Linked DNA regions of Homo sapiens: regions 1 and 3 are each linked to region 2. A link is a contact called in ENCODE Hi-C or POLR2A ChIA-PET data. All regions are on one chromosome and are shown on one strand. The core of a region is the stretch at or near the end of the contact, and the rest is flanking DNA. Distances in the headings are between cores, read along the strand shown. Region 1 overlaps SP100 (SP100 nuclear antigen). Region 2 overlaps LOC112268431 (a long non-coding RNA gene). Region 3 overlaps SP100 (SP100 nuclear antigen).

What was found. Hi-C counts contacts between places; a loop is a spot of excess contacts on that map. ChIA-PET counts read pairs that join two places held with the same protein, here RNA polymerase II (POLR2A). Pooled maps may share reads with other maps.
Region 1: a pooled map shows a loop between it and region 2 (4-fold over the local background). The contact joins two enhancer-like sites. A Hi-C loop is called at or near these places in 1 of 168 maps with a recorded cell type or tissue (GM12878), 13 of 37 single-sample maps with no recorded cell type and 12 of 50 pooled maps. POLR2A ChIA-PET finds 5 or more read pairs at or near these places in 2 of 52 experiments (OCI-LY7 and activated B cell).
Region 3: a pooled map shows a loop between it and region 2 (4-fold over the local background). The contact joins two enhancer-like sites. A Hi-C loop is called at or near these places in 13 of 37 single-sample maps with no recorded cell type and 5 of 50 pooled maps. POLR2A ChIA-PET finds 5 or more read pairs at or near these places in 2 of 52 experiments (CD4-positive, alpha-beta T cell and activated B cell).

What each region holds. Positions count from the first base shown.
Region 1 is chr2:230,471,050-230,474,254 of GRCh38, reverse strand. SP100 (SP100 nuclear antigen) reads right to left here. Exons shown (of 29, transcript NM_001080391.2): 16 at 815-931. The region is part of intron 3 of LOC101928816 (a long non-coding RNA gene); the gene reads left to right. Among named protein-coding and RNA genes, the nearest start is that of SP100, 56 kb to the right of the region's middle. Within about 2 kb of position 1,419, at least 7 of the 41 ENCODE cell types and tissues checked have a DNase peak (open chromatin) inside an H3K27ac peak, as active enhancers do; they include GM12878, where a contact is called at or near this core.
Region 2 is chr2:230,582,384-230,585,495 of GRCh38, reverse strand. All of the region lies in intron 1 of LOC112268431 (a long non-coding RNA gene), which reads left to right. Among named protein-coding and RNA genes, the nearest start is that of LINC01907, 120 kb to the left of the region's middle. RefSeq lists enhancers at 1,143-1,282, 2,403-2,622. Within about 2 kb of position 1,800, at least 2 of the 41 ENCODE cell types and tissues checked have a DNase peak (open chromatin) inside an H3K27ac peak, as active enhancers do; they include GM12878, where a contact is called at or near this core.
Region 3 is chr2:230,503,979-230,506,891 of GRCh38, reverse strand. SP100 (SP100 nuclear antigen) reads right to left here. Exons shown (of 29, transcript NM_001080391.2): 21 at 2,602-2,706; 22 at 447-589. The region is part of intron 2 of LOC101928816 (a long non-coding RNA gene); the gene reads left to right. Among named protein-coding and RNA genes, the nearest start is that of SP100, 89 kb to the right of the region's middle. RefSeq lists an enhancer at 1,605-1,774. Within about 2 kb of position 1,576, at least 2 of the 41 ENCODE cell types and tissues checked have a DNase peak (open chromatin) inside an H3K27ac peak, as active enhancers do.

The DNA.
Region 1 (3,205 bases), core at 170-2,669, 110 kb after region 2:
AACAGACACTGAATTGATGTCTAAGGTCTTCGTCTAGTTCTCTGAGACTTTGAAACAGCTCTTCATTACTTTTATGCACCAATTTCCTCATTTATGAAACAGGGACAGCAACGGTTATCCTGTTCAGCTTTAAAATTTTTATGAATATTAAATATCTTACTTGCAAGAGTTAATAGGAAATCACTATATAAATCAATAACAGTCCAGAGGATATCTTTCAAAACAATGTATTTTTAGCATAAGAGTAGGTATCTGATTTTTCTTTCCTGACAGGTAGCAGGACTATTTGTCTTTTTAGGCCTTTCCAAAGTTGTGACAAAATGACACTATTACCTGTGAGTGGAAGAACATGTTTTCTTTTTTTTTTTTTCAAGAACAAGGATGGAACTCGCTTTATAAATTCAACACTTTACTATTGATATGCTAATATAGTGAGATACTACTATGTTTACCAGTGTATTTTTTTACCACCTAACCAAGAGAGCCCATTCTGTTAAATATGGCTTTATAATGATCTCTTGCCTCCCTGCAGTTCCCAAAAGGGTCGGGTTAAGCAAATGTAGAGAACAGGATTCTGGCGGCACCAAACCTGTTCTTTGTCACAGTCTGCTCACAGTCAAGTGCAGCAGGAAACCGGGACTATGATTTCAGACTTTTGAAATTCTGAAGCTTGGGGCCTGTGGGCCCACTTCCTGTTGGTGATCCAGAGGCTGTTTCATGCTTTGCTTCAACTCTGATCACTTCCCACATCCCTACCCAGTGTCTGTGATATCCACTGAGCCACTTCCATCCCAAGACCCTAGGGTAGCCTTACCCATCATGTCAGATGCTTGACTACTTTCAGTCCTTGCTTCTTGGCTTCTTGGCACACCTTTTGGAAAACACATGACACAGGAGCACTTCTTATTTTCAGGTTCTTGTGGCTGTGATCCTAAATTGTGATTTGTAAACATTTTTATTTGTGCCCACTCCCCTTCAAAGATTCTCCTTCCCCCCAACATTAGTGACTGCCCACTCCCCACAGCTAAATTAAGGGATGGGCTCTACATCTGAAATCTCTTTTTCTTTTGTGGTTCCTCACTGTATTTTTCCCTTCTGTTCATAAATAACCCTGAGAATTTCATCTTGAAATAAAGGGTCAATTAATAGTTTGTTTCAGTGATGAAGAACACTGGAGGAGCAAAGGCTGGTTTTAGGGAAAAAGATGATGTGCTCAGTTTTGGAGGTGTTAAGTTTGAAGGTCTTGAGTAACATCCAAGTGGTGAAGTCTAAGGCCTTCAGAATCTCCAACAGGAGCCTTCTGACACTTGGATGAATGAGTTTAGAAGACAGGGCTGGCTGGAGATACACATGTAGGAATCATGAGGTTGTGGGTGGTGACTGAAATCACAGGAGTGGATGAAATGCCTGGGTGAGGCCTTTTTTAATCTGGGTGAGTCAGAGGGGCCAGGGGACACCTTATTCTGAAAACTTACTGCTATTGTGAATCATGCCTTGTGCTAAAGTTGCTTTTATCTCATGGTCATTTCAGATCCTACAATTTCTCCATCATTCTCTTCTCTCCCATTTACACTTCCCCCTTCTTGCCTCCATTTTTCTCTCATCTTTTAATTCTTTCTCTACATACTTCTTGTTGTACCTAATTTTTTACACCACTCATCACCCTTTGAATGTATCTCATTCCACCTGTTTTTCTGTTTATATCTTTAGATCTAGTTTTATTATTGAGGTGAACTTCTTTCTACTATCACTTCCTCCTTCTATTCTCTCTTCTAGCTTGTTTCTCTGAATCTTGTCTTGACTTTTTTTTTTTTTTTTTTTTTTTTTGAGACGGAGTCTTGCTCGATCGCCCAGGCTGGAGTGCAGTGGTGCGATCTTGGTTCACTGCAAGACCTGCCTCCAAGGTTCACGCCATTCTCCTGCCTCAGCCTCCTGAGTAGCTGGAGCTACAGCTGCCTGCCACCATGCCTGGCTAATTTTTTTTGTTTTTAGTAGAGATGGGGTTTCACCGTTTTAGCCAGGATGGTCTTGATCTCCTGACCTCGTGATCCGCCCACCTCGGCCTCCCAAAGTGCTGGGATTACAGGCATGAGTCACTGCGCCTGGCCCTTATCTTGATCTTGACTCTTTTTGCAATTTCAATCTTTGTCTTTATCCACATTTTCTTCATCTATATTCATCTTTATCTCACAGGTTATTACTTTCATCACCAAATGCCTGCTGTTAGGACACTGACCACATAGCCATCTCTATTACCTTTGTCTGTTCTTTATGAGCTTTCTACCTTGCAAGGCTGTCAATCAATCAGCAACTTTATTTTCACGTTTCTGGTACAATTTCTGAGAAGTGTGTTGAAAATTATCCCTCCCTCCCCCACAAAATTCCCCTACCTGGAATATTTGAATTCCTTGTCCACTTAGAAAAACTTGAAGCTGACTCTTATATCTTTTCATTTGGTGACTCTAGCCTACCTTTCTCCATTCTTTCTCCTTACTTTATCCACTCAGTGTCTCCTCCCTCCATTCAGGAGCCCAGCTCTTCTTTTTCTTTTCGCTCCCTCAAACCTGTCGCAAGCAGCCCGAGTCTGTGCACAAGTCTTTGTGTGTGTGGTGTGTATGTGTGTGTGCATATGTTTTGGGGGAGAGGTAAGGAAAAGAAAAAAGAACTTTTCCTCCATGCAAGTAGGAAAAAAAAGATAATTAATAATGAACTGAACATCATAATCGGCTTCTCCATCACAAGCTAATGGGCTGCATCTCTTCTGACTCTCTTTGTGTATTCATTGGAGGAGCTCTAAATTCACAGGACAATGAAGACAAACAAGGAAATAATAGACTATAGACAGTGACGAGGAAACCAGGGAACCTGTCTCAATGTGGTCATGCTGAACTATTTTCAGAGCTTAAACGGACTGACAAAAAAATACACCTATATCAATGAGTACACCTCATAGCCCTACTCTATCTGGCCACACTTCGTTCTCCTTCTCACTTCTCATTTTTCTGCCCATTGCCCTGCTGCTATACATTTTTGTCTCTGTCTCTTTGATTCGGTGAGCTCATCTCCCTTTGATTTATCTTGTCTCCTGTGTTGCTTTTTCTGTTTCCATCAATGATGTTCTGTTCTCCTTTATTTCTATGTTTATCTATTTTGCTTCTGTCTTTCTAGGTATTTTGTATATTATATAGCTGGTTCCATTCCTATT
Region 2 (3,112 bases), core at 551-3,050:
ATAATTGTTATCAAACAAATTTCTGCCTTGCTATTGTCTTGTCTAAAGTGTTTAAATTTTCTTGGGTAGTTCTGGAGCCTTGGAATTCAGGTGTTTTGAACAGTGCCCTGAGGTACAGAGAAGGAAGCCATGTCTTCAGTGTGTGATTGTACTCTTCCTGTTGTGTTCTTTATGGCAAGGGAAGAACCATCTCCCTATCTCTGGGAGCCTGTTCAGGACTTCTCATACCACAGGGGGAAGGTGGGGAGTGTGGGGGCAGTGACTGCTGCGCAGACAACAAAATCACCATAAGATTTATTCCCACGGCATCCTGGGCAGGATGAGAGCTCAAAAGACAAGAGGAAGGGTTGACTTGTTTTTCTAACGCAGTGGATCAAATATTTAAGGAGTTCTAGAATATTACATGAAAAATAGTAGCCTACACTGAGAACAATGGAAGTATTCTATGCAATTACATTGTCAATCTTTTTTTAACTTTAAAGCTATTATTTTGTATACTTTTACCATTGAATTTTTTAACAGTATTCTCAAGAAGCCCGTATAAACTCGATTCCTATACAGAGAGTTGTGTATCAGGTTCTCTGCCACCTGGAGAAGGTGTTTGATTGTTCAGTTCTGTCAGTCCTGTTCAGCAGGATTAACCTGAAGGAGTATCCCGATTTAATTGAGATTCATAAAAGCTTCAAAAAGGGTAATCAATTCTCTCCCCTGTCTTTTGGGGTCTAGGTCTGGTTTTCATTCTTTCACTTGGTCAGTCGCTCATTTAGCAAGTATTCATGAAATGCTCACATGCGGCCGGGCGCGGTGGCTCACACCTGTAATCCCAGCACTTTGGGAGGCCGAGGCGGGCGGATCACTTGAGGTCGGGAGCCTGACCAACATGGAGAAACTCCATCTCTACTAAAAATACAAAATTAGCCGGGCACGGTGGCACATGCCTGTAATCCCAGCTACTCGGGAGGCTGAGGCAGGAGAATCGCTTGAACCTGGGAGGCGGAGTTTGCAGTGAGCTGAGATCGCACCATTGCACTCCAGCCTGGGCAACAAAGAGTGAGACTCCTTTAAAAAAAAATAATAAAGAAATGCTTACATGTCCCAGGCCCTGTGCTAGGCGGTGTGAATATAACTAACCTGCGCCCTGGCCTCCTTTCGTTGGCAGTCTCTGAGGACCTTGGTCCAGGTGTCTCAGGACATTTCCCAGTGCTGCAATATTTGCTCCCTGATTGTAGACTTCAGAGAGTCCTCCCTTTGTTCCTTGGGTCTGGGCCACCCCTGGGGAAGTCTGTCTAGTTCCTCCACCATGTCCTCTCTCTTTGGGAGCCTCTCATCTTTCCAGACCCAATTTAGCCAAAACTCTGCTGTTTTCTAGCCCCACCTTTAAGGCTGTTGGGTTTCTCTTACCTAGAGGCATCTCTCTAGGATCTTAGCTCTTCTCCTCGGGAAATCCCTTTGTTTCTTCTGTAAGATTTGCACAGTTCACAGAGACATTCCACTTACAGAATTTGTATGGAGATAAGCTTTCACGCCTCTCTGATCATCTTGTTGGATGATTAATTATGGTTTACAATTTTTCTACTGCTCCATCATCCTTAAAACCTGAGAGGCTCATCATCTATAGGACTTCAGTGGTTTTGTGCTGTTATTTTCTTTCTTGGCTGCCTCAGAGGAAGAAACAAGCAACACCAAGTCACAAGCCACTGAGATTCAGAGTGACTGAAGGGCTAGGAGTTTCCCACTGAATTGTAAGAACACATGGTGCTTCGTTCATGTGGTCATGAGATGGAGTTCCTGGTCACTTGCTTGCAGGCCCTAATTAATTCTTTTCTTTGTTCAGTGCTCCCCTTTTCCCAGAAAAGGGATGGAAAAGAGACAACAAAAATGCCCAGCTTTCAACCAACCTGTAAACAAGGTAATAATGTCTGGACAAAAACTTTGTTTTCTGGTCTACTAAGAAGAAAAGGAGACAGGGAACCGAGGTCTGAGGGAAGACTGCACTGCTGGGGATGGTGGCAGAGCTGGTTGAGGGTCACTTTGTGTTGATTCCAAAGTGACCTGACTCCAGCTGGAATCCAAGAGCACTCTCAAGAGGTGGCAAAAACAGACTTTCCCCCCAGTAACCCGGAGGGTAGAATGAGGATCTGAGTGTGAATTACTAGTTTATAGGAGACCTTCAGTGAGAAGCGGTGAAGGGCTAAGAAGGATGTGCCTATGGCCAACAATGTCAAAGAAGATACTCTTGGTGATGCCAGAAGAAGGGGCCAATTTAAACGTGGACATGTTGTTCAGCAGCAGGAATATTCAAAGAGAAACTTAGTCATACAGAAAGACACAAAGAGGGAGTGACGCATATGCTGAGAAGAGGATGAGGGTATTTTGAGAGAGGGAGGAAGAAGGAGGGGAAATGAAAGACAGTCAAGGACAACAATAAAAATAACCGTATTATGAACAGCTCACTGTGATGGAATGCCTGCTCCGTGGCAGCTGTGGGTTTATTGCTCATGGCTGCCTTTGGAGATTAGTATTATTTATGTGCCCATTTTGCAGATTAGGAAACTGAAACCCAGAGGGACAATGTATGGGGTTGCGTAGGTCAGATGAGAAAAGATAAACCCAGAGCCTTTGTTGTTGTGTTTTTTGGGAGGGAAGGAGGTAAAATTCAGATGTTAACCATTTTAAAGTGTGGAATTCAGTGACACTTAGTATATTCACAATGTTGTACGACCTCCTGTCTCTAGTTTCAAAACGGGTTAATCATCCCAAATGGAAACCCTATGCCCATTAACCAATTATCTAATTTCCCTCTGCCCCTAATCCCTGGCAATCAGTAATCTACTTTCCGCCTCTACAAATTTGCCTACTCTGGACAGTTCATGAAAATGGAATCACACAATATGTGGCCTTCTGTGTCTGGGCTTCCTTCACTTAATAAGATGTTTCCAGGTTTTTGCCACGTGGTAACATGAATTAGTATCTCAAGTCCTTTTGATGGCTGAATAATATTCCATCATACATCTCTACCACATTTCGTTTATTCATTCATCAGTTAATGATGGGTTGTTTCTATCTTTCCGCTATTGTGACAGAAGTTACATTCTTCCTGTTACCCAGGGAA
Region 3 (2,913 bases), core at 327-2,826, 78 kb after region 2:
GCCTATTCAAAGAAATCTTGTTGAAATATTTTGTAATCCAGGAACTACATATATATATGTTAAATATGTGTGTGTGTGTGTGTGTGTGTGTGTGTGTGTGTGTGTGTGTATTTAACATTTACCTCCCCCGAAAATTTAAGACCTCCCCTCCAACTTAAGTTACTTTCATGTGACCAAATTGCACAGTTTATTAATGGCAGAGTCAAGGCCACAATTTACTGTCCAACCTTCAAAAGGGTAAGAAATAAAGTACTTAGAGGATTAAGCTGTAATATAAGCCAGCCAACGTAATGTTCAGGTGAGAACGTTAGTAATAACATATGCATGGAGACCTGGGCAGAGGAAGTCATGATGAATTTCTGGGCACTGAGAAATTCTGCTAAAGCTTGGTGTTAGTGAAGCATGACAGCTAAATCCTTGGTTTCAGCCATCTGTCACTAGAATACCTCCATCAGGACTTTCAGGGTATATCCACCGCAGCGTATACTTAGCTTCCAGTTCTTGGATGCTCCGCGGTCTCCTTCAATTTCAAATTCCCTGGGAGTGAACCACTTTTTATCCTCACTCTGTATACACTTCTTTGAGGTTCCTGTAAGACCAAGGCAAAGTGAGCTCCCCAACTGTGAAAACACCTGAACTTGGCCTCCCCCCATGCTGGGGTCTGGGGCCACCCACTTTGGGCTTAGGATCGTAGCAGTAAAGTCTGAATTTTCCTGTCAGATATCAGGGGCTTCATACCCAGCCTGAAGGAACAGAGATGAAGGGTTCTCTCTGTCATGTGTGTACATTTCTTTGACCATCATGCAATGAGAAGAAATATTACTACCAACATTTACCTTTTCAACGTATTTTGCTATATTCCAAAGGTGGGGGTGGGTGCAAAGAATGGCCCTAAAGAATGAGCAGAATTCTTCCTCCTCCCTTCTCTGAGACCTGATATAGAGTCAGCCTGAATTTCAGAGAGGTGGATGAAGGCATAAAGCCCTCTACCATGCTCTTGGGTCCCCAAGTGGCCATGTGGAAGCTGTTACTACAGCCACATCTGCCTTGTCTTGTACCATGTTGTACATGTGGTACAATCAATTATGTTTCATATTTTGAACTCATGGCTATTTTATATTAAAAGTAATTATGGAAATGTTATATAGTGGGAGAAGTTAAATTATGCTTATGCAACATAGTCATGGGGCAAACATTTATATTTGTTGGTGCTCAAAGAACTATGTTGTGGGGAGGTGTCAACCATGACAGATGAACATTAGTTCTGTAATTTAACAATTGTAACTTGCAAAGTATTTTATGTCTGTTTTTTTATTTTTTTCTCATAATAATACAGTGAGGCAAGTTATATTATTGTTCTGATTTTGTAGAGAAGGAAGTTCAAGGTTAGAGAGACCGAGCACCTGGCTGTAGATGAATCAGACACTCTTGGTATAGCTGAAACTTGAATGCAGGTCTTCTGATTCTAAACCCTGTGATCTTACCATTTAGCAGAAGGCTAAACAGATGTTATGGGAAATGGGGCGTGAAAGTTACTGCTGAGATTCTCAGATGTGTACATTTTCCACCCAAGTACTGAGGTGCTTGCCCTTGTAGTGGGTGCTAGTTGGATGTCTTGTGGGCCTTTCACATAGGGTAAGAGGAGATGGCCTCATAGGTTAATGTTTTATGAATTTTGAAAGTGTGAAAATGTCATTGTTGTGCAAAACAGAGTTAACAGAGTGGGCCTGAGACTTTCCTTAGAGGGCCTATATGCAAGGTTGGCCATTGTCCATATGCAAGTTTGGCCACTGGCATTTAGGAATTTGGATTTTAGGAGAGTTCTATCATTCCCAGAACTCACTGTGGGCTAAACTGTTCATAATAAACAATGTGGATAAACATATTGTTTATCCATAAAGATAAAGCCCTTTAGAGATAAATCCCTCTTATTTATGGTTATAAACAAATGCAATTTATTTATATTCTCTTACAAGAATAAATTTGAGATAGCCTATCCAAAGAAATCTTGTTAAAATGTTGTGTAATCTGGGAACTACCGATCCTGATGTATTATTTTCAGACATATGTAAATAAATTGCATTTATCTATAACCATAAATGAAGAAGAGGGCTCACTGTGCCTAAACTGTTTGCGCAAATGATATGGTTTATGCTGAACACCCGCTTTCCTTCTGGGAATCTGGAATTTTGGTATGTGCTAGGCAGAGGGCACCTATGTGACTGGTAAAAACCCTGGACTCCTAAACTCAGGCTGGTTTCCCTGGTAGACAACATTTTACATGTGTTGTCACAATTTGTTGCTGCAGTAATTAAATGAGTCCTGCATGACTCCACTGGGAGAGGACTCCTGGAAGCTTGCTTTTGGTTGTCTCTGAATTTCACCCCATGTGCATTTTCCCTATGGTATGTTTTGCATGCTTCTCTCATAAACCCTAGCTGTAAATGTGATGATGTCCCAAGTCCTAGGAAAGCTCCTAGCAAATCTTCAAGCCTGGGGCTGGTTTTGCAGAACCTCAAAGGCAAGTGTCTACTCCTAAACAGTATGCTATCTGTGTGGATATTTTCCAGCTGAAAATCGTAGATGGACCAGTAAACTCACCTTGTTTGAATCGCTCCTTATATAGAGTGCCCTTCACCTCACCACAGGTCACAGGAAGTTCAGATTGTTTAAAATTAATATTTTCATCTTTGGGAATTCTTGGACCTGCAAGGAAGCATTTTTTTTTCCATTCCATCTACTTTTACAACTGTGCATTGTCCCTCCCCACCTGTCTTGAGAGCTTTCTTTTATAATTCAAAATGTATTGGAGGTATTTCCCCCATGAATCAGTTACATTTCAAAGTCCTTCTTTCATGGCACATTAGATAGCTGTAGATACTGTTGTCCTCCATTCCACCCTCTAAAATATGA